Linked DNA regions of Homo sapiens: region 2 is linked to region 1. The links are chromatin loops, found by intact Hi-C in ENCODE. Cell type or tissue: body of pancreas. All regions are shown on one strand. Links, peaks and the distances in the headings refer to the core of each region. The heading gives the core; the rest is flanking DNA.

Region 1 (10,256 bases), core at 1,696-6,695:
GAGGCTGGCTGGGTTGGCTCCATTCAGATGATTGGTCATCCATTTGTTCTCAAGCTATAGCCTCACCCTGCACACCGGGACAGAGTTCATGCCCCAGCCTAAGCTCAGAAACCAGCTCCCTTTCGCTCAAGCAGGAAAGGGGACTGACTTTACAGCAGAGATGCAGGGTGCTCTTATCAGACCCAGAGTTGCAGACAGCCCAGGGACACTTCTCAGTGCCACTCACCTGTCTGCCCCCATCTGCCCGTCTGCATCACACCTGTCAAGCTGCTACATCCTGGATCCCTTCACCCAAAGAGAACTATGTGTGGTCCCAAGCCCACCTCCCTGGGAAGGACTTGATTAGCCTGTGTTGGATCCAGGCCTCCCTTCCAGTCCGTTCAGCTGGCTAGTGGTCAAGTGTGAACGCTAAGCATCTGTCCTCATGGGTACATGACAAAGGATTACCAAAAGGGGGTCAGACTGGCCGGGTGCAGTGGCTCATGCCAGTAATCCCAGCATTTTGGGAGGCCAAGGCAGGCAGATCACTTGAGGCCAGGAGTTCAAGACCAGCCTGGACAACATGGTGAAACCCCGTCTCTACTAAAAATACAAAAAATTATCTGGGCATGGTGGCAGATGCCTGTAATCCCAGCTACTCAGGAGGCTGAGGCAGGAGAATCGTTTGAACCCTGGATGCGGTGGTTGCAGTGAGCTGAGATGGCGCCACTGCACTCCAGCCTGGGTGACAGCCTGGGTGACAGAGCAAGACTCCAACTCAGAAAAAAAAGGGAGGGGGGCAGGTCGGCCTAATGGCCTAAAGGCCAGTGGTGTCCATTCTAGTTCATTCCATTCTGGTCCTGCCCAGCACAGAGGCCCTTGCCCAGCTCCTTTGGCTTTTCCCAGATATCCTCATTCCAGTTGTCCTTGCTTTACCTCGTCCTGCCACACCTCAAAGTCAATCTCAAATACCTCTCCCCCGTCAAATGAGGTGATCCAAGCCATCTCACCATGTTAAACTGTTGCATCCAGGGCTCTATTCTCAGAGCTGCCATCTTCATCTGATATCCATCCTTCTTCCCTCCCTCCCTCCCTCCCTTCCTTCCTTCTTCTATCTTTCTTTTTTTTATTTTTGTTTTTTTGAGATGGAATTTTGCTCTTGTTGCCCAGGCTAGAGTGCAATGGTGCGATCTCAGCTCACTGCAACCTCCGCCTCCTGGGTTCAAGCAATTCTCCTGCCTCGGCCTCCTGAGTAGCTAGGATTACAGGCATGCGCCACCACGCCCAGCTAATTTTGTATTTTTAGTAGAGATGGGGTTTCTCCATGTTGGTCAGGCTGGTCTCAAACTCCCGACCTCAGGTGATCTACCTGCCTCTGCCTCCTAAAGTGCTGGGATTGCAGGCGTGAGCCACCGCACCTGGCTTCTTCTTTCTTTTTTTTAAAGACAGAGGGTCTCAACTATGTTGCCAGGTTGGAGTGCAGTGGCTATTCACAGGTGCAAGGATAATGCACTACAGCCTCAAACTCCTGGGCTCAAGCGATCCTCCCACCTCAGCCTCCCAAGTAACTGGGACTGCGGCCATGTGCCGTCATGCCCAGCTGCCCTCTGTTTCTGCTGAATCTCTTCCCTGGTGGCTCTCCAGGATCCTCTCAACAGAGGAACAGATCAATTTAACCTCTCCTACCATACTTGATCTATAGAGCAAAAATGTGGATGCAATATACAAAGCACGCGCTGCAGCATTCCAGGTGGGTTGGGTCAATTGAACATTAGGAACAAGGTATCACTTGGGGTTTGCTCTGTGGCTACCTTCCTTGGCCCCTTTGTTGACAAATGTGACTACCCCAAGTTCTGCCCATTGAGAAGGAATCTCTAGATCCCTTCTAGTCTAGAGCCTCTCAGACCCACCCTTGAGAGTTTCTTGGGAAGGCGGCTTCTAGGAGGTGATATAATTACCTTAGCAACCTGATTCTTTTTTTTTTTTTTTTTTGAGACAGAGTCTCGCTCTGTTGCCCAGGCTGGAGTGCAGTGGTGCCATCTCGGCTCACTGCAAGCTCCGTCTCCAGGGTTCAGGCCATTCTCCTGCCTCAGCCACCTGAGTAGCTGAGACTACAGGTGCCTGCAACCACACCCGGCTAATTTTTTGTATTTTTAGTAGAGACGAGGTTTCACCATGTTAGCCAGGATGGTCTCCATCTCCTGACCTCGTGATCCGCCCGCCTCGGCCTCCCATAGTGCTGGGATTACAGGCGTGAGCCACCGTGCCTGATCAGCAACCTGATTCTTGTTGGTGCTGGTACTTTGGCTTAGGAATTCTCCAGGTGGGGATGAGAGATCACAAACCCCAATTTGTCAGGCGTGGTTTCCTGGTTTTCAACTCTCGTAAAACGCTAGTTGGTTGCCTGTAACTTTTATTTGGGATCATGCCATTTACCAATAATCAATGTCGCTCTTGTCGCCCAGGCTGGAGTGCGATGGCGCAGTCTCGGCTCACTGCAAGCTCTGCTTCCTGGGTTCAAGTGATTCTCCTGCCTCAGCCTCCCTAGTAGCTGGGATTACAGGTGCTCACCACCACGCCCAGCTAATTTTTTGTATTTTTAGTAGAGACGGGGTTTCACTATTTTGGCCAGGCTGGTCTCAAACTCCTGACCTCAGGCCATCCACCTGCCTCAGCCTCCCAAAGTACTGGGATTACAGGCGTGAGCCATCGGGCCCAGCTAATGTCATGAAATCTTATGCGGTTGAACATTCAGCCTTAGACTAGGTCATAGGTCATGTCCCCGAGGTTTGGGTTTCTTAGCAGCAAATGTGAGGGCTAATTTCTTCTTTCAGCCTAAGAGTGAAAAGAGGAAATCATCGTCTGGCTTGGGATAGAAAGAAGGTTTTTTTTCTCTAATTTCTCTTGGAATGCTACCTCTGCCTGCCCTTCTACCACTGGACAATAGGAGATACCATCATGTTTGTCTGGGAAGAGGAAGTTCTTAAGAGGGACCAGAGACCTGTAATCCCAGGAGGTTAAGGGTTGTGTGCTCCTGTGGCTCTTTCCAGATATTCCCATTCCAGTTACTAGGCTCACAGACTTTTCCTTTTTTTCTTTTTTTTAGACAGGGCCTTGCTCTGTTGCCCAGGCTAGAGTGCAGTGGCGTGATCTCGGCTCACTGCAACTTCTACTCCAGGGCTCAGGTAATCCTCCCTCCTCAGTTTCCTGAGTAACTGGGACCACAGGTGTGTGCCACCACACCTGGTTAATTTTTGGGTTGTTTTTTTTTTTTTTTTTTTTTTGAGACAAAGTCTCACTCTGTCACTCAGACTGGAGTGCAGTGACATGATCTCAGCTCACTACAACCTCCGCCTTCCAGGTTCAAGCGATTCTCCTCAGATTCTGCCTCAGCCTCCTGAGTAGCTGGGATTACAGGCGTGCATCAGCAGGCCTGGCTAATTTTTGTATTTTTAGTAGACACGGGGTTTCACCATGTTGGCTAGGCTGGTCTTGAACTCCTTACCTCATGTGATCCACCAGCCTCGCCCTCCCAAAGTGCTGGGATTACAGGCGTGAGCTTCCATGCCTGGCCCTAATTTTTGTATTTTTTGTAGAGATGGGGCCTCGCCATGTTGCCCAGGCTGGTCTCAAACTCCTGAGTTCAAGTGATCTGCCCGCCTTGGCCTCCCAAAGTGCTGGGATTACAGGCATGAGCCACTGCGTCCAGCCTCCAAGTTTCTTAACACTTCAGCCTTTGAGTCCCATGAGGTCACTGAAAATAGTTTAACTCATCTGTTAACACAAAACAAGAACTGCCAGTGTCCCATCCAAAAATAGGAAAACCTCATTGCCCCTCACTCTGCCTCGAGTCAGCTAGTTTCATACTTTCTTTGAAAGTAACTTGAAACTTAACACCCCACTTCTGACACCAATATGTGTATTATTTGGGATTTTTTTGTTTTGAATAACAATATCCAACTCAAGAGAGTTTATACTGAGCTGACTATTGTCTCCCCAAAATTTGTGCTTACCCAGAAACTCAGAATGTGATCTTAATTGGAAATAAGGTCTTTGCAGATGTAGTTAGTTGAGATGAGGTCACATTGAACTTGGGTGTCCTTATAGGAAGAGGGAAATTTACACCAGACGAGGTGGCTCACGCCTGTAATCCCAACACTTTGGGAGGCCAAGACGGGTGGGTCACCTGAGGTCAGGAGTATGAGACCAGCCTGGCCAGCATAGTGAAACCCCCTCTCTTAGCCAGGCGTGGTGGTGCACTCCTGTAATCCCAGTTACTCAGGAGACTGAGGCAGGAGAATCGCTTGAACCTGGAAGGTGGAGGTTGCAGTAAGCCAAGATCTCACCACTGTACTCCAGCCTGGGCAACATAGCAAGACTCCATCCTGAAAAAAAAAAAAAAAGCTACAGGAACCAGGAGCTGAAAAGATGAGAATTTTCTTTCTCATCTGTGTCCCTCTCTTCCTCTCTGTGCATCTGCTGCATGATTCTCCCCCACTCTCTCTTCCTCTGCATATCCGCTCCTCTGATTTCTTTAGTCCTTTTGAGGGCAAAAGAGGCCCTGCAGCTCGCTGGCTCCATGTTAGACCACCCACGCTCCAGGTGTCTAAAGAACACTAACTCTATTCCCTTGATTCCAATTCCATATTCCCAGGGAAATCACTGATTGGCTCGCCTTGGGTCAGGTGATACCCCTGGTCTTATCAACTTGGATAGGGTCAAGGGCATGCTGGGCAGTCACACCTGACTGGAGACTGCTGGTGTAGCCATGTGGATGCGTGGGGGATCTCCTAGAGCCGGAGCTGGGCATCCATTGCCATAGCACTGTGCTCTTGCCATCTTGCAATTGCCTGGATTACAGCTGCAACTGGTTGAGGCTCTGCTGTCCACTGACAGACTTCTCCCATGCCAAGTGCATTCCTAAAGGAGTCCTTCTGATGGGTTCCCATCCCTGTACGGGGCTGCCCCTGTTACTGATGGAGCAGGCAGACATGTGAGCATCTGGCTGCCACAAATAGGGCCTGGAGCCCAGACAGATGAAACACTTGCCCATCCAAGGTCCTGGTATGAGCAGCAAGAGGGATTCGCTCTGACTTGGGAAAGGAAGTAAATAAATAAATACCCAGCTTTTTAATCTTACATTTATGTATTTTTATTACACTGTTAGCAAAATGTGAGCAGACAGACAAAAATGGAGATAAAACATTTGAAGCCCCACCTCTCTCTCAGCTTCCATTGTTCTAAGTCCCCTCCCACTGTGCCCATGTGTGTATGTCACACACAGTTGTGACCCAGGTACAAACAATTCTGCATTTTTTTGGGGGGGGACATGGTCTCACTCTGTTGCCCAGGCTGGAGTGCAGCAGTGCAATCTTGGCTCACTTCAGCCTCCACCTCCTGGGTTTAAGCAATTCTCATGCCTCAGCCTCCCCAGTAGCTGGGATTACAGGTGCCCACTACCATACCTGGATAATTTTTGTATTTTTAGTAGAGACAGGGTTTCACCATGTTGGCCAGGCTGGTCTTGAACTCCTGGCCTCAAATGATCCACCCACCTTGGCCTCCCAAAGTGCTGGGATTACAGGCATGAGCCACCTCACCAGGCTTTGCATTGCGTTTTTTCAGCGGAAGACACCATCAGTTCCCATGATGCTGTGGGTCTTCAGAATTGTCATTTTCAGTGGCTGCTTGCTCTTCCATTGAGTGGATGTACCATGCCTTTCTCTGGACGGTTCCAGCCATAGGGAGAAGGCAGCGGCTGGCCCTCCAGGTGGTAATGTGACACATTTTCTTCCTCCCATTTTTGGTTCATGGGCCAACTTAATGTTATCGCTTGTCCAATAAGCCCTATGCCCCTCCTCCTACCCGGCTTCAGGGTTGTAGAAAGGCCACCAAGGAGGGCGAAGCGCACAGCTTAGGGCTTAGGTGGATAGAGTTCATGAACCTCCACCTATCAAGTTGGTGATCTTGGCAAGTTACCTATGGCATGGTTTCTTTTTTTTCTTTTCTTTTCTTTCTTTTTTTTTTTGAGACGGAGTCTCTCTCTGTCACCCAGGCTGGAATGCAGTGGCCCGATCTCGGCTCACTGCAAGCTCCACCTCCCAGGTTCACACCATTCTCCTGCCTCAGCCTCCTGAGTAGCTGGGACTACAGGCGCCCGCCACCACGCCCGGCTAATTTTTTGTATTTTTAGTAGAGATGGGGTTTCACTGTGTTAGCCAGGATGGTCTCGATCTCCTGACCTCATGATCTGCCTGTCTTGGCCTCCCAAAGTGCTGGGATTACAGGTATGAGCTACTGGCCCTGAGGCCACATCTTTATACTTCTCATTTTATTGGCTGCATAATAATCCATAGAAGAGGCCAGGTATGATGGTCCACACCTGTGATCCCAGTGCTATGGGAGGCTGAGGTGGGAGGATTGCTTGAGCCCAGGAGTTTGAGACCAGCCCAGGCAACATAGTGAAACTCCATCTCTACAACATTACAAAAATTAGCTAGGCATGGTGGTGTGCACCTACAGTCCCAGCTACTCCACAGGATCACTTGAGCCCGGGAGATCGAGGCTGCACTGAGCCATGATCACACCACTACACTCCAGCCTGGGTGACAGAGCAAGACCCTATCTTAATAGATAAGTAAATACACAACAGCCAGTTTATTCTCTTCCAGTTCAGGTGGTCAGAAGTCTGAAGTCTCGGTGGAGACAGGGCCACACTCTCTCTGGAGGCTGTAGGGAAGGATCCTTCCTAGCCTCTTCCACCTTCTGGTGGCTCCAGGCACTCCTTGGCTTGTGGCCACATCACTCTGTGGGAGACTAAAATCTACCACCCCAAAATATATTTCTTTGCATATTTTGAGATGGCTCTTTAGATAAGCTGCAGACACGGGAATACCTCTGAAAAGTTGTTCTTCTGTAAAAACCATACACCTGTAAAGAAGTTCTAGGCTGGGCGCCATGGCTCCCAGCACTTTGGGAGGCCAAGGCAGGCGGATCACTTGAGGTCAGGACTTCGAGACCAGCCTGGCCAACATGGTGAAACCCTGTCTCTACTAAAAATACAAAAATAATTAGCCAGCCATGGTGGCAGGCGCCTGTAGTCCCAGCTACTCGGGAGGCAGAGGCAGGAGAATTGCTTGAACCCGGGAGGTAGAGGTTGCAGTGAGTTGAGACTGCGCCATTGTACTCCAGCCTGGGCAACAGAGCGAGACTCTGTCTCAAAATAAATAAATAAATAAATAAATAAATGAAAAAATAAAGGAGCTCTACGTGAGTAAGCAGTGGATGCAAGCAGAGGCTTTCTCTAAGGCTCCTTATCAACCTAAAGATGGGTCTAGGAAAGATCCTATCAGAGGAAAAGAGACTCACAGGCAACCGCCCAGATAGATTGCCACAGACCATCACCTGTTCTGCTGAGGGCAGTTCCAAAATTACCTGAGAGCCGTTATCTGCAGCTTTTCACTCCCTGTGCACTCATGCCTCCCTCACCTCCCCATAGCTTGTCACCCCTCCCTGCAGAACCTCCAAACCCGCTTCCGATGCTATAAAAACTTCAATCATCTAGGCCGGGAGCGGTGGCTCACACCTGTAATCCCAGCACTTTGGGAGGCCGAGGCGGGCGGATCACGAGGTCAGGAGATTGAGACCATCCTGGCTAACACGGTGAAACCCCGTCTCTACTAAAAATACAAAAAGTTAGCGGGGTGTGGTGGCGGGCGCCTGTAGTCCCAGCTACTTGGGAGGCTGAGGCAGGAGAATGGCCAGAACCCGGGAGGCGGAGCTTGCAGTGAGCCGAGATTGCACCACTGCACTCCAGCCTGGGTGACAGAGCGAGACTCCTTCTCAAAAAAAAAAAAAAAAAAACTTCAATCATCTGACCCTTTTGCAAGATTTTTTTTTTTTTTTTGAGACAGAGTCTTGCTCTGTCGCCCAGGCTGGAGTGCCTTGGTGTGATCTCGGCTCACTGCACCCTCTGCTTTCTGGGCTCAAGTGATCCTCCCGCCTCAGCCTCAGGAGGAGCTGGGACTACAGGTGCCCACCACCATGCCCTGCTAGTTTTTGTGGAGATGGGATTTTGCCATGTTGCCCAGGCTGGTCTCAAACTCCTGGGCTCAAGCCATCTGCCCACCTTGTCCTCCCAAAATGTCGGGATTACACGCGTGAGCCATCGCCTCCGGCCTGGGATTAGGATTTGGACGTATCTTTTTAGAGGCCACCATTCAACTCACTACATGTGGGAAATGGTTTCTTCTAATCCTAAACCTTCTCCCTCTCCTGCATGTACACTTTTTCATCCTTGTCTTTCTGTCCTGGGAAAAAGTAACCATCTCTATTCCTTCTCATAGAGGATTTTGGGGATTCACGTGGGGTTACTCCTCACACTAGGTGCTTTTCAAGATAGAGGGCTAACTACCGAGAGTGGGTATTTATCTAGAGAGATAGAGGCTTTTGGAGCAGGAGCACCCTAGGTAGTGGTGGATGGGGCAGGGCCCAGCTCCATCCTGCTGAGCACCCCCGAGAGGGTAACCTATTTGCAAAGCTTTTACTCGTCTCTAAACCACTTTTGCTAAAACGTCTATTTTTAGCCTCACAACTTCTCTGAAGTTGGAGTAACTAACCTCATTTTTACAGAAGAAACAGACTGAAGGGTTGGGGGCAGGGCTGCATTTCAGGGCCCCCAGAAGGGGAGGCTGAGCCCCCCACCCCGGCCCCAAGGACAGAATTTCCAGGGCAGGGCTGGGAGAATAAGGCCTCGCTTTCTGGAGTTTTGCGCCTCCCTCTTCTGGGGCTCTGCCTCTGCCTGCCCCTCAACCTCAACCGTTATCTTCAGGGTTTTTGTTTGTTTGTTTGTTGTTTCTTTGAGACAGAGGCTCGCTCTGTCATCCAGGCTGGAGTGCAGTGGCGCGATCGTGGCTCACTGCAACCTCTGCCTCCCGGGTTCAAGCGATTCTTGTGCCTCAGCCTCCCGAGTAGCTGGGATTACAGGCACCCACCAGTATGCTTGGCTAATTTTTTTGAATTTGTTTTTATTTTTAGTGGAGACGAGGGCTCACTATGTTTCCTAGGCTAGTCTTGAACTCCTCAGTGTAGACAATCCTCCTGCCTCATCCTCCCAAAGTGCTAGGATTACAGGTGGGAGCCACCGTGCCCGACCTCCTTTCTTTCTTTCTTTCATTGCTCAAGTTGTTCTAGCTTTGGCCACTGGAAGCTTTTTCAGTTCATCGCTGTGACCCCCGAGATATGCACCCATCATTGTGGTGTTTTGTTTGGAAGCACTTCTTTTCTTTCTGGAACTTTAAGATGCTCCAGTTTCATCTGTCCGTTTCTTGCCCTCATCCTAGAATTGCCAGTTTCCCCAGGGAGCCCTGGTTCCTTTTGTGGAGGAAAATGGTATCAGAAACCAAGATCCAAGCCAGGCACGGTGGCTCACACCTGTAATCCCAGCACTTTGGGAGGCCAAGGCAGGTGGATCACCTGAGGTCAGGAGTTCAAGACCAGCCTGACCAACATGGTAAAACCTCATCTCTCCTAAAAATACAAAAATTAGCTAGGCGTGGTGGTGGGCGCCTGTAATCCCAGCTACTTGGGAGGCCGAGGCAGGAGAATCGCTTGACCAGGGAGGCGGAAGTTGTAGTGAGCCGAGACTGTGCCATTGTACTCCAGCCTGGGCAACAAGAGCAAAACTCTGTCTCAAAAAAAGAAAAAAAAAAAGAAACGAAAATCAAGATGCTGGTGTGCTGGTGCATTCTCCTTGCTCCTGGGGTGTTGTTGCTTCTAGGTCTTTCCATTTGACTGAGCAAGGAAATGTACGGGTGTCTATTGCAGGCTTTTTCACATGTGAATCACAGTCCCGCCACTCCCCGGCTCAGCCTGGAACCTTCCCTCTGCTTTTCAGTGCTCTTTTGGTCAAATCCAAATCCTCAGCTGCCCCCTCCCGCATCCTCCTTGCTATCTGCACCCAACTTGGGCCTCCCTGCCTCCAGCATGCCACCACTGCCCAGGGCCTTTGCACCATTTCTTCCCAAAGCCTGCGATGCTCTGGCCTTCGAGACCCACGCGGCTTCTCCTCCGTCAGTTCATCCAGGTCCGTGCTCAGCTCCAGTGTCCTGACCTCAAGGAGGCCTTCCTAGTTCTGTAGTCCCCCTTCCCCTGTCTCTCCCCTCCTATCTTACATTTTTCGGCAGCACAACACTGTATCTTATTTTTATTCTTCTTAGTTTCTCTTCCTTACTGAGTATAAACTCCAGGGGGTTGCGGGGGCGGCAGGCCTGGGGCTT
Region 2 (10,256 bases), core at 2,961-7,960, 230 kb after region 1:
ACCAAGACCCTGGAGCTGATACCCAGCCTGGGTCTGACTCTGACTAGCTGTGTATCCCAGGGGGAAGTCCCTGCACATCTAGCCTCAGTTTACTCATCTGTACAACGTGATGAATCTATCCCCAATCTAACTAGCCACAGGATAACATCCACAGCATAAAGCATCATAAACGACATCCCACAGGGTCGCACCTTGGGGCTCCGTTATCCCTGCTCTGTTCTAATCCCAGATGTGCTCCCCCAAATCCATCTTGCCCTGTTCCCACCCTCCCATCCCTGCTGAGCGTGACACACACATGACCTTTGTGATATGTCTTCCCAGGTAAGGTGTTCATTCCCTGTATTCAAATTCCTTGGTTCCCCAAAATATAAGCTCTCATAGACCAGGGAGCTTTGATTGCCAAGAAGGGACAGAGAAGACCAGGTCTTCACCTAAAACCCTGACATATTCTCTCTCTTTTTTTCTTTTTCTTTTATATACACACCTTCAATAGAGATGGGGTCTCACTATGTTGCCCAGGCTGCTCTCAAACTCCTGGACTCAAGTGATCTCCTGCCTCAGCCTCCCAAAGTGTTGGGATTACAGGCATGCACCACCGTGCCTGCCCCATCCTGGCATATTCTCAAATTTTAGTGGGCATCAGAATTGAATCACCTTGGGAGCTTGCTTAAAATGCAAATTCCCAGGCTCATCTGGCAGGCATTCTGGGGCTATGGCAGGGCCCAGGAGTCTGCATTTTAACAAGCACCCTCAGTGATTGAGGTGTGCAAATGTGTAGAGCATGCTCAGAGAGCTCAGTGCTACAGACTGTCCCCTGACCTCCACCCGACCCCAAGCTGTCATGCCTTCTTGCCCAGCATTCTGGAGGAGAATCCTGTAGCATCCTTCCCACCGGTTTCTCTACACGCACATCCGCATGCATTCTCCAAGGCCCCGTGCAAACAGCACCTCTTCTCTGTGGCTTCCTAGGTGGTCTCCCCTCCCTCAGCCCAAAGCTCTTTACGCATTAGTTCACACGCCAGTCTGCTCTGCTGGTCCAGGAGCTCACGGGCAGTGCTGAGGGGTGGCACCGTGCCTAGCACACAGCAACTGTGGGCTGATGTGAGTGGAACCGTCCAGCCATTGGATGGAGCAGCCCTCAATGCCCCTCTCTGACAGGGCCTGCCTCTTACCAGGGCTTGAGGGGGGAAGTGTAGAGTCCCACAAGGACTTCTCTGAGGCCATTCGGGCATCTGTTCTCAGTTCTAAACAACAGAACCCATGACGCGGGGTGATGGGGTCAAAGCGACCCTCCCTGGAGCCGCAGCCAGGTGCTGAGTAAGCAGCTGGGGTCAAAGCGACCCTCCCTGGAGCCGCAGCCAGGTGCTGAGTAAGCAGCTGGCCCTGCACTTCAGCACATTCCTCGCTTTTCTTGGGATTGTTTTTCCCCCTTTTTCAGTGACACAACTTATACACCAAATCCTCCTGGCTGATTTCTGTTCAATTCAATATATAGGTGATTTTTGGTTTAATTTTGTTATTAGGTTACAGGTAATTCTCATATAAGTGTTGATTAAAGTTAACAAAGATTAGCTTCCCATCTCATAGACTAGAATTCTCCCTGGGCCTGACTATAATTTCAGTGCAGAGTCTGTTACCGCCTGGAGCCTCTGAGAGAAGCCTCCAAGCCACATGCGGGGAGAGAGGGGACCCAGAAACCCCAGCAGATCATCCGTGTGGCACCGGGCCAGTGCAAAGGAGGGGCCCAGCCGGCTGCCCCCAAGGAGGAGCTGCTCCAGCAGCCTGGCCCTGGAAGGCGCAGTCCAGGCATCCATCCAGCAGACACCTACACTGCACCAGAGGCGGGATGGGGGACTCATGTGTGATGGTGAACACGGCACAGACCCTGGTCCCGAGGGGCTGCCAACATAAGGTGGTAAGACTGGCATGGAGCTCCAGGGCACATGCTGACTTGGAAGGGGTCAGCGAGGGCTTCATGAAGGAAGTGAAAGAACAGAGGCTGGAAGGCTGTTATGGGGGATTCCAGGAAGAACTTTCCACACTGAGCTGTAACATGGAGATCATGCCACCACCCCTAATAGGGCAGGGCCGCTGAGGGGGTCAAGGGGGTTGGTGAGCAGAGAGCTGCCTCCCTCATGCCATGCTACGAAAGGAGAGGCCGTTTCCTTACAGCCTGGTTTCTGCTGATCTACCCATGACCACAGATATTTTAACAAGGTTCCCAGTGTAACCCTCAAGCCAACTGACCTAGTTTAGGCTCTCTGGCAGCAGATCCTGAACCAGCAGCCTCAGCTTCCAAAGGGGAAAGCCTGGCTGGCCGCAGCTGGGGGAACCTTCCCTGGAAAGTGTCTTGGAGAAAGAGTGTGATCAGGTGGAGGCAGGAACAGGCCTGGGAGCCCCGGTGCCAGCACACAGCTCCCAGAGACAAGAAGGGTGGCAGCAGACCAGGGCATGGCCCCAGGAGGCCCCCAGGCAGAGAAAAAACAAGGAGCTTCCTTGACAAAATGAGCCAAGTCTAGGTCTAGGCGGGGTCCCTCTCAGCAACACCTTGACAAGGGCCTTTTCTTTTTTTAGGCCGAGTCTCGCTCTGTCGCCCAGGCTGGAGTGCAGTGGCGCGATCTCGGCTCACTGCAAGCTCCGCCTCCCGGGTTCACGCCATTCTCCTGCCTCAGCCTCCTGAGTAGCCAGGACTACAGGCGCCCGCCACCACGCCCGGCTAATTTTTTGTATTTTTAGTAGAGACGGAGTTTCACCATGTTAGCCAGGATGGTCTCAATCTCCTGACCTCGTGATCCGCCCACCTTGGCCTCCGAAAGTGCTGAGATTACAGGTGTGAGCCACCGTGCCTGGCCGGACAAGGGCCTATTCTGAGGCACTGTGGGAGGATGACAGTTCTGCGGGTGACTGGCCATGGGTGGCCTTTGCAAAGCACCATCAGAGGCCTGGAACTGTACTTGCTGGGCACCACCCCAGTGCAGTGCTGAGGCAAGAAGAGACCCGGAGCTCTCAGAGAACCAGCACATTGGAAGGCACCTATAGGTGGAGGGCCCAGGGTAAAAATGCAGCAGAAAGTGTTCCCCATTTGTTCTGCCCCTTTCTGAAATACCTAACAGCCCAAGTCATCCCTGTTCCTCAAGTAAACACTGTCCTGCTTAAAAAAGCATGTGGCTGGGCTGGGCGCAGTGGCTCATGCCTATAATCCCAGCACCTTGGGAGGCCAAGGTGGGCAGATCACGTGAGGTCAGGAGTTTGAGACAAATCTGGCCAACATGGTGAAACCCCATCCCTACTAAATATACAAAAATTAGCTGGGCATGGTGACATGCACCTGTAATCCCAGCTACCTGGGAGGCTAAGGCAAGAGAATTGCTTGAACCTGTGAGGTGGAGGTTGCAGTGAGCCAAGATAGCACCACTGCACTCCAGCCTGGGCAACAGAGTGAGACTCTGTCTCAAAAAAAAAAAAAAAAGTTTTATTGGAAATTATTTAAGAACACAGTGAAATTATCATGCGTAAAAAATGGATGTTAAAAATGGGTATTAAGGCCGGGCGCGGTGGCTCACGCCTGTAATCCCAGCACTTTGGGGGGCCGAAGCAGGTGGATCACGAGGTCAGGAGATTGAGACCATCCTGGCTAACACGGTGAAACCCCGTCTCTACTAAAAAAATATATAAAAAATTAGCCAGGCGTGGTGGCGGGCGCCTGTAGTCCCAGCTACTCAGGAAGCTGAGGCAGGAGAATGGCATGAACCCGGGAGGTGGAGTTTGCAGTGAGCCGAGACCGCACCATTGCACTCCAGCCTGGGTGACAGAGCGAGACTCTGTCTCAAAAAACAAAACAAAACAAAAAAACAACAAGAAAAAAAAACAGGTATTAAAATGTTTATGGTCCCAGCCTTGTGCTACAGATGTATGCATGTTTGTGAAAGGATGACAGGGAACTTAACAAAGGGTAAGAGTGATTACAGCTATGCAGTAGGATTCAATATTTCAAACTTTTCTGCTCTTTCTCCCTTTCCCCAGTTTTTTAAAATGACTATGCACAATTCTATAACTGGGAAAAAAATCACTACGCATTAGAGGGAGCCACACTGACCATGAGAGAAGCCTGGACTCAGCACTCCACAGGCCTGCTTCAGGAAGCTCTGGACCTCCCCATTCCTGCAGCTGCCCCTTCCCAGCAGGGCGACCTTCCTGAGAAGTACTGACTTCCTCTGGTTCAAAGCCAAGTCTCTCTGGTTTCCAGGTCTGCTTAGACACCCTTGGGGACTAGAACCCAGTTCATTTATTTGTCCAAACATGACAAACAATAAGATGGAAGCCACAGTTCCAAGCTCAAGGAGCTCAGAGCCCGGTCAATAGATGGATTAGGAGACAGTGTGGGTGTAGCACAGCTGAGGTACATGCACATGTGACAGGAGGGCCTGGCCCAGGTTGCAGGGGGCAGGGGAGTAAGGTGGGGGTGAAGGCTGGTTCCTGGCGGCCAAGAGGCAAATGCAGTGGCAGAAAGGCATGAACATGGCCATTCACTATGGCCCTTTACAGTGTGAGGTCAGGTCTTGCTCACCAAGCTAAAGGGGCTGGATTTTATCCTCAAGGCAGTGGGGAGCCACTGAATGATTTTAAGTTGGGTGGAGGCTGGGCATGGTGGCTCCCGCCTGTAATCCCAGCACTTTGGGAGGCCAAGGTGTATGGATCACCTGAAGTCAGGAGTTTGAGACCAGCCCGGGCAACATGGTGAAACCCCGTCTCTAATCAGCTGGGTGTGGTGGCGGGAGCCTGTAACCCCAGCTACTCGGGAGGCTGAGGCAGGAGAATTGCTTGAACTGGGAAGGTGGGGGCTGCAGTGAGCCGAGATCACGCCACTGCACTCCAGCCTGGGTGACAGAACAAAACTCCTTCTCAAAAAAAAAAAAAAAAGTCGAGTAGAGACCCACTAATGTCACTCTAAGCCTCCAAAAGTCTCTCCAGCTGTGGGGGTAGAGAGCAGACCTGAGGGGGCAAGATGGGAAGTCGAGATGCCAGATAGGAGTGATCTGAAGCTGTGAGACAAGAGTGAATATGGGCTCAGTCCAAGAGGGGGCTGGAAATGAGAGGGAGAGAATGAAGCAGGTCTGGGGAGCCTTAGGATGGACTCAGTAACCCATTAGGTTCCTGAGGAAGAGAGGAGTCGAGGCTGAGTCCTCGGGCGCCGTGTACTTGCTGGGCATTGGTCAGGGCAGAGCACAGGTGGAAAATCCATGTCAGCTGGGCATGGGTGGCTGTGGTGATGCTGGCCAACAGTCAGCTGGCTATGTTCTCTGTTGAGATCACAGCACTGCGTGTGGAACAGGGAGAAGAGAGGGGGCAACCCTGGAGGATGACAGCCCTGATTGAGGGAAGGGAGTGGGAAACAGCCAGTGAGGGGTGACGTGAAGGACAAGGGAGGGAAAGGAGGCTGTCATTGGTGGTCTCAGCCCAGCAGAGGCCAGGCAGGCTGGGAACTGGGGGGCCACTGGGGCCTCTGCTGGAACCACCTGGTGAGCCCGTAAGGGGAGGCCCCCACCCCAGGGTCTCCAGCACCTGCCTGGCTCCCCATAGATACTCAACAAATGTGACCGAGGAAGGAATCGAAGGGTAGGGGGTAAAGGGGTGCCCACGGCCCCCTCCCTGGGCCTCAAGTAAGGGAGCAGTGCCCCAGGTACCAGACCCATCCAGCCCTGGAGGGGAAGCATGTGCAGGGCTAAAGGTGGCGGCCAGACCCTCAGGACCAAGGTCGGGTGCTGTCCGTTGGAGGGTCTGCCTCAGACCCCCTGCTAGAGGAGTCCCGGGGTAGATGGAGCCTCCTCTGGCTCAGGGAACACCTAAAGCAGCCTGGAGCATTTGCTGAGAGACAGCGCCACCTAGTGGGCAGGAGGTGCACGCCAGGCCATTACCCACAGGCTCCAGGCCTTTGGGGTTCATTATGGCAGTCTCTGCACCCTGCTCTGGCCCCCGCATCCTGCCCCAGTCCCTGGAGACAACAATCCAGGGCTTCTTCCACCTAAGCAGTGTCTGAGCCTCTGACAGCAGGATCCTGCAGCATCAGCTGAGATTGGCTCTGCGATGGAGAAGGTGGGCAGGTGAGATTTTAACAGAGATCCATTTGCCCACATGGCACAGGCAGATGCAGGGTCCTGCCCTCACATGGGTAAGCCCAGTATGGGACTGGGCTGATTGCAGTTCTGCTGTTATTGTTGTTGTGTTTGTTTGTGGTGTCGTTAGGCTCGCAAAGAAAATAAATATGCTTATGAAACTCTTCCAGACATGGCTGACCCCTCCCCTCTCCACTCCCAGTCCACAGAATTCTCAGAACCTCCTGCAGCTCAGGTCTGTGTGGCTCAGGCCCCGGCAGCCAGGTTAGAGGTATCTTTATGGAGGTAGGGGCAGTCCACAGGGCGCCCCAGCAGCAGGGAGTGACTCCCACCACCTATTCCGCAACGATTCCCTGGGGTCTTCCCTGGCTCCAGCTTCAGCTCCAGAAGACCCCTCCCCGGAGAAAGAAGTAGCTGTGGACAGACACCACCCACCCAGAAGGGCCTGGACTCCACGGCCCACACAGTTGGTCACAGCTGCCAGCTTGCTCCTACTGCTCAGCAGTTTCAGGGCAAGGTCAACAGCTAAGTGGGGTCACTGACCTTCCTCAACAACTTGGCAGAGCTCATTTTTATTCTTAACTGTGGGTTCGGCTAGGCAAGAGTTCTCCTAAAAATATTTTTTTTAACTTTCCCTTATGACAAAGAAACAAATGTACAATGTTAAAATATTAGTTTTACAAAAATGTGTGACTTGGAAAGTTAAAGTTTCTTATATAGTCCTATCCCCTAACAATTATTATTATTATTATTTTTTGAGACAGAGTCTAGCTCTGTTGCCCAGGCTGGAGTAAAGTGGTGTGATCTTGGCTCATCGCAAGCTCCGCCTCCCAGATTCAAGCGGTTCTCCTGCCTTAATCTCCCAAGTAGCTGGGTAGCTGGGACTACTGGCACCTGCCACCATGCTCAGCTAATTTTTGTATTTTTAATAGAGACAGGATGTTGCCATGTTGGCCAGGCTGGTCTTGAACTCCTGGCCTCAGGTGATCTGCCCACCTTGGCCTCCCAAAGTGCTGGGATTACAGGCATGAACCACCACGCCCAGCACCCCTTGTCAAAAACAAAATTTCTGACAGTCTGGTATATATTCCACCAGCTTCTTTGTCTTTTAAAAATTTTTTAAATTTATGAGACAGAGTCTCCCTCTGTTGCCCAGGCTGGGGTGCAGTGGTGCGATCATGGCTCACTGCAGCATCAACCTCCTGGGCTCAAGCGATCCTCTCACCTCAGCCTCCCTAGTAGCTAGGACTACAGACGTGTGCCACCACAGCCAGCTAGTTTTTGTATTTTTTGTAGCGAGAGGGTCTCCCTATGTTGCCCAGGCTGGTCTTGAGCTCCTGGGCTCAAGCAATCCTCTTGCCATGGCCTCTCAAAGTGCTGGGATGACAGGCGTGAGCCACTGCACCTGGCCACCAGCTTTTTTTTCTATGTGCATATACAGCTTGTGTCTTGTGTGTATGTGTGTTGTTGCTGGGGTTTTGTTTTGTTTTGTTTTGTTTTTTGAGACGGAGTCTTGCTCTGCTGCCCAGGCTGGAGTGCAGCGGTGAGATCTTGGCTTCCCAAGTAGCTGGGATTACACCTGCATGCTACCATGCCCAGCTAACTTTTGTATTTTTAGTAGAGATGGGGTTTCGCCACGTTGGTCAGGCTGGTCTAGAACTCCTGACCTCAGGTGATCCACCTGCCTTGGCCTCCCAAAATGCTGGGATTACAGCTGTGAGCCACCGTACCCGGCCTGTTGCTGCTTTTTATACTGACATATGGTCCTACATTTTGATGTCTCCTATTTTGATTTTTTCCCAAGAGTATTCAACTGGAGGCTTTCTTACCATCCGAGCTCAAATTCAGGTTAACTCAGTGACCAAGACTAAGTGGGAAGGAAGGTGAGTCTCCAGGGACTCAGAAGCCTGAAGGTTTCAGGTTGACATGAGTCAGAAGCCATGGTAGAGGGTGCCATGCTAGAAACCCAGATTAGCCCTGGAAGAGAAGAGACCTCACCCAAGAGATCCCAGGATGGGGCGGGAGCCGACGCCACATAGAACAGGCTGCCGCATGATCCAGGAGGCACACCTGGGCAGACACACCCAGGCAGGTTGTGCGTGGTGAGCTGCTGTCCCAGGGAGCTGCCTGAGCCACTGCCTGGAAGGTTTCTGCTGAGTTGGGTGCACAAGCCAGGTCACACCCAGCATCGGTGCTTGGGAACAGGCCCCTGTGCCAGGACAGAGCCCTAAGACATCCAGGAGAACAAGGGCTGGCTGGTGATCTAGGTCAGGCCCCGCATGCCAGCCTCAAAGCACAGCAAACGCAGCCGTCAGCACTCTGCTTTCGGGGGCCCGCTCGCGTCTGGACATGCCACAGGTTGTAATATTTCATGGCCAATCATTCCAACAAAGCATAAAGAGAATAAAAGGAAAGGACTCTATGGAGATGCTGGTCAGAATACTAGGCCTCTGTGTCATGAGAAGCCTTCTAGAGAAGGAGAACCTTGCTGAGCAGCCAAGGGACATGGAGCTGTCCAGTAGCCATGTGGGTTATGGGCAAGATGGCAGACAGTGAAGCGCTCCTCAGCCACAGGTGTACATCCCGGGACTCCCCAGTAACCACCTGGCTGCATGACCAAGTGGCTTACTGTTCCCAAATCCCAGTTTCCTTGCCTGTTAAGTGGAAGTATTAATAATACAAATAGTAGCTACCTACAATAGAATGAAACAACGGTGCCTGCTACACAACAAACACTCACATCCTGCCTGTTACCATGCTGACTTGTTGAGGTCACCCCAAAAAGACAGAACTCCCTCAGGCGCACGGAGACATCAGGCCTTTGGGGCATTCCTCCTGGCCACAGCCAGGACCACACCAGCCACAATGTGGTCTGTGCTCAGGACAACAGTGACAGCATTGTTCTAGCACACAAGGGCAGTTTCTCTCTCCTGGACAGGGTGCTGGGTGGGTAGGGGTCAGGCCAAAGGTTAAAGAAATGCAATAATCAGTCTCTGCAGTTATGAGCGCCCCCAGACATCTCCATTTCCTGCCTCTTCCAGGCCTTAGAAAGGGATCCTGCCATTTGTCTTGTAGAGTCTTTGGCTCCCACCTGAGGAAGGAGATGGGATCAGGTGGGAGGCTCCGAAGGTTTCCTGGCTCAGCTCTGTGGGTGGAGAGAGCTGTAGCCCCTCCTAGTCAGCCCTGGGTCTCATGGATCACCCATCAAAGAGGGCTGGAGCTACGCTTTCTAAGGGAACCACAAGTCGGTGCCCCTGGGACTTGTGCCACTGCCCCAGCCCCTCTGCCGCCAACTCACCCTGGTCGATGGAGTGCGGAGGCAGCTGGCTGAGCTGGCTGTTGACCACCCCTGCATAGGTGCGCAGGAACTCCTCCTCGCTGGCTGTCAGCTGCAGGGTGAGAGAGCTGTGGTGAGGGGCAGCATGCACCTGTTCCCTGAAAGGCACCTGCACCCCTAGAGGCACCGCCTAGGCCTGCTTGGTCCCTGCTTGGTCCCTGCTCGGGCTTCTGTTTCTGAGATTTGACCCCTTTGCTTTCAGGGCCAGCCCACCCCACTCCCACCCTCCTTAAACTTGGTCCAGGGGTCCAAAGCCTTTGCCACTCAGACTGAATCTGAGATTAAGGTCTGTTCTAGTATAGGGCCAGTGGAAGACACAAGTCCTGCCCGGAAGGCTGAGGGGCGATTCCATGTCCCTCCACTCTTTTTGAGAAATACCCCTGCACATGCATGCCTGCTGCCCCCTCAGCTCCTGTCCTGACAAGTTGTCCCTGAGCTGCCCCCTGGGAGAGAAGACTTTCGGGCTTGTGAGGGGGAGAAAAGGAAGGTCAGGGCCTTGAGACCCTCACCCGCCTGGCCCCAATCCGGCAGTGTCGGGTGTCCCCAGAACTTGACGTGCTGGGCTCTGTGCCTAGGGGGCCAGAAGCAGCCCTAGAGCCAAGCCACAGGCCCAGCGGCCCCTCCTCAGCCCGTGGCTCCGCAGGAGGCAGCCGCAGTGGCTCCACCCTCCAATAGCCCAGCAGGGCCCCTCCCTGGGAGACCCTCCCTGGGGGCCCGCTGCCTGACACCCCACAGGCACTCACGTTTGATCCCATCTTCCGCAGCATGAGCAGCACTCGGACCTTCTGCTGAATGTACATCTCCTC

What was found. Hi-C counts contacts between places; a loop is a spot of excess contacts. Peaks named below come from ENCODE experiments on the same cell type or tissue, not always from the same donor. Only the 100,000 strongest peaks of a DNase experiment are listed, where the experiment ranks them.
Region 2: a loop joins it to region 1, with 2.4 times the contacts of the local background. A loop is called at or near these places in 91 of 110 quality-filtered maps.

Annotation. Positions count from the first base shown.
Region 1 is chr1:9,630,909-9,641,164 of GRCh38, forward strand. It overlaps a transcript of PIK3CD not described here. Among named protein-coding and RNA genes, the nearest start is that of PIK3CD, 16 kb to the right of the region's middle. In body of pancreas, for the core only: no CTCF peak of the experiment used is centred there; no DNase peak of the experiment used is centred there.
Region 2 is chr1:9,861,776-9,872,031 of GRCh38, forward strand. It overlaps CTNNBIP1 (catenin beta interacting protein 1), which reads right to left. Exons shown (of 6, transcript NM_020248.3): 4 at 10,194-10,256; 5 at 9,412-9,502. Among named protein-coding and RNA genes, the nearest start is that of CTNNBIP1-AS1, 19 kb to the left of the region's middle. RefSeq lists an enhancer at 9,579-10,256. In body of pancreas, for the core only: a CTCF peak has its summit at 5,882 (motif pointing left); a DNase peak (open chromatin) is centred at 5,876.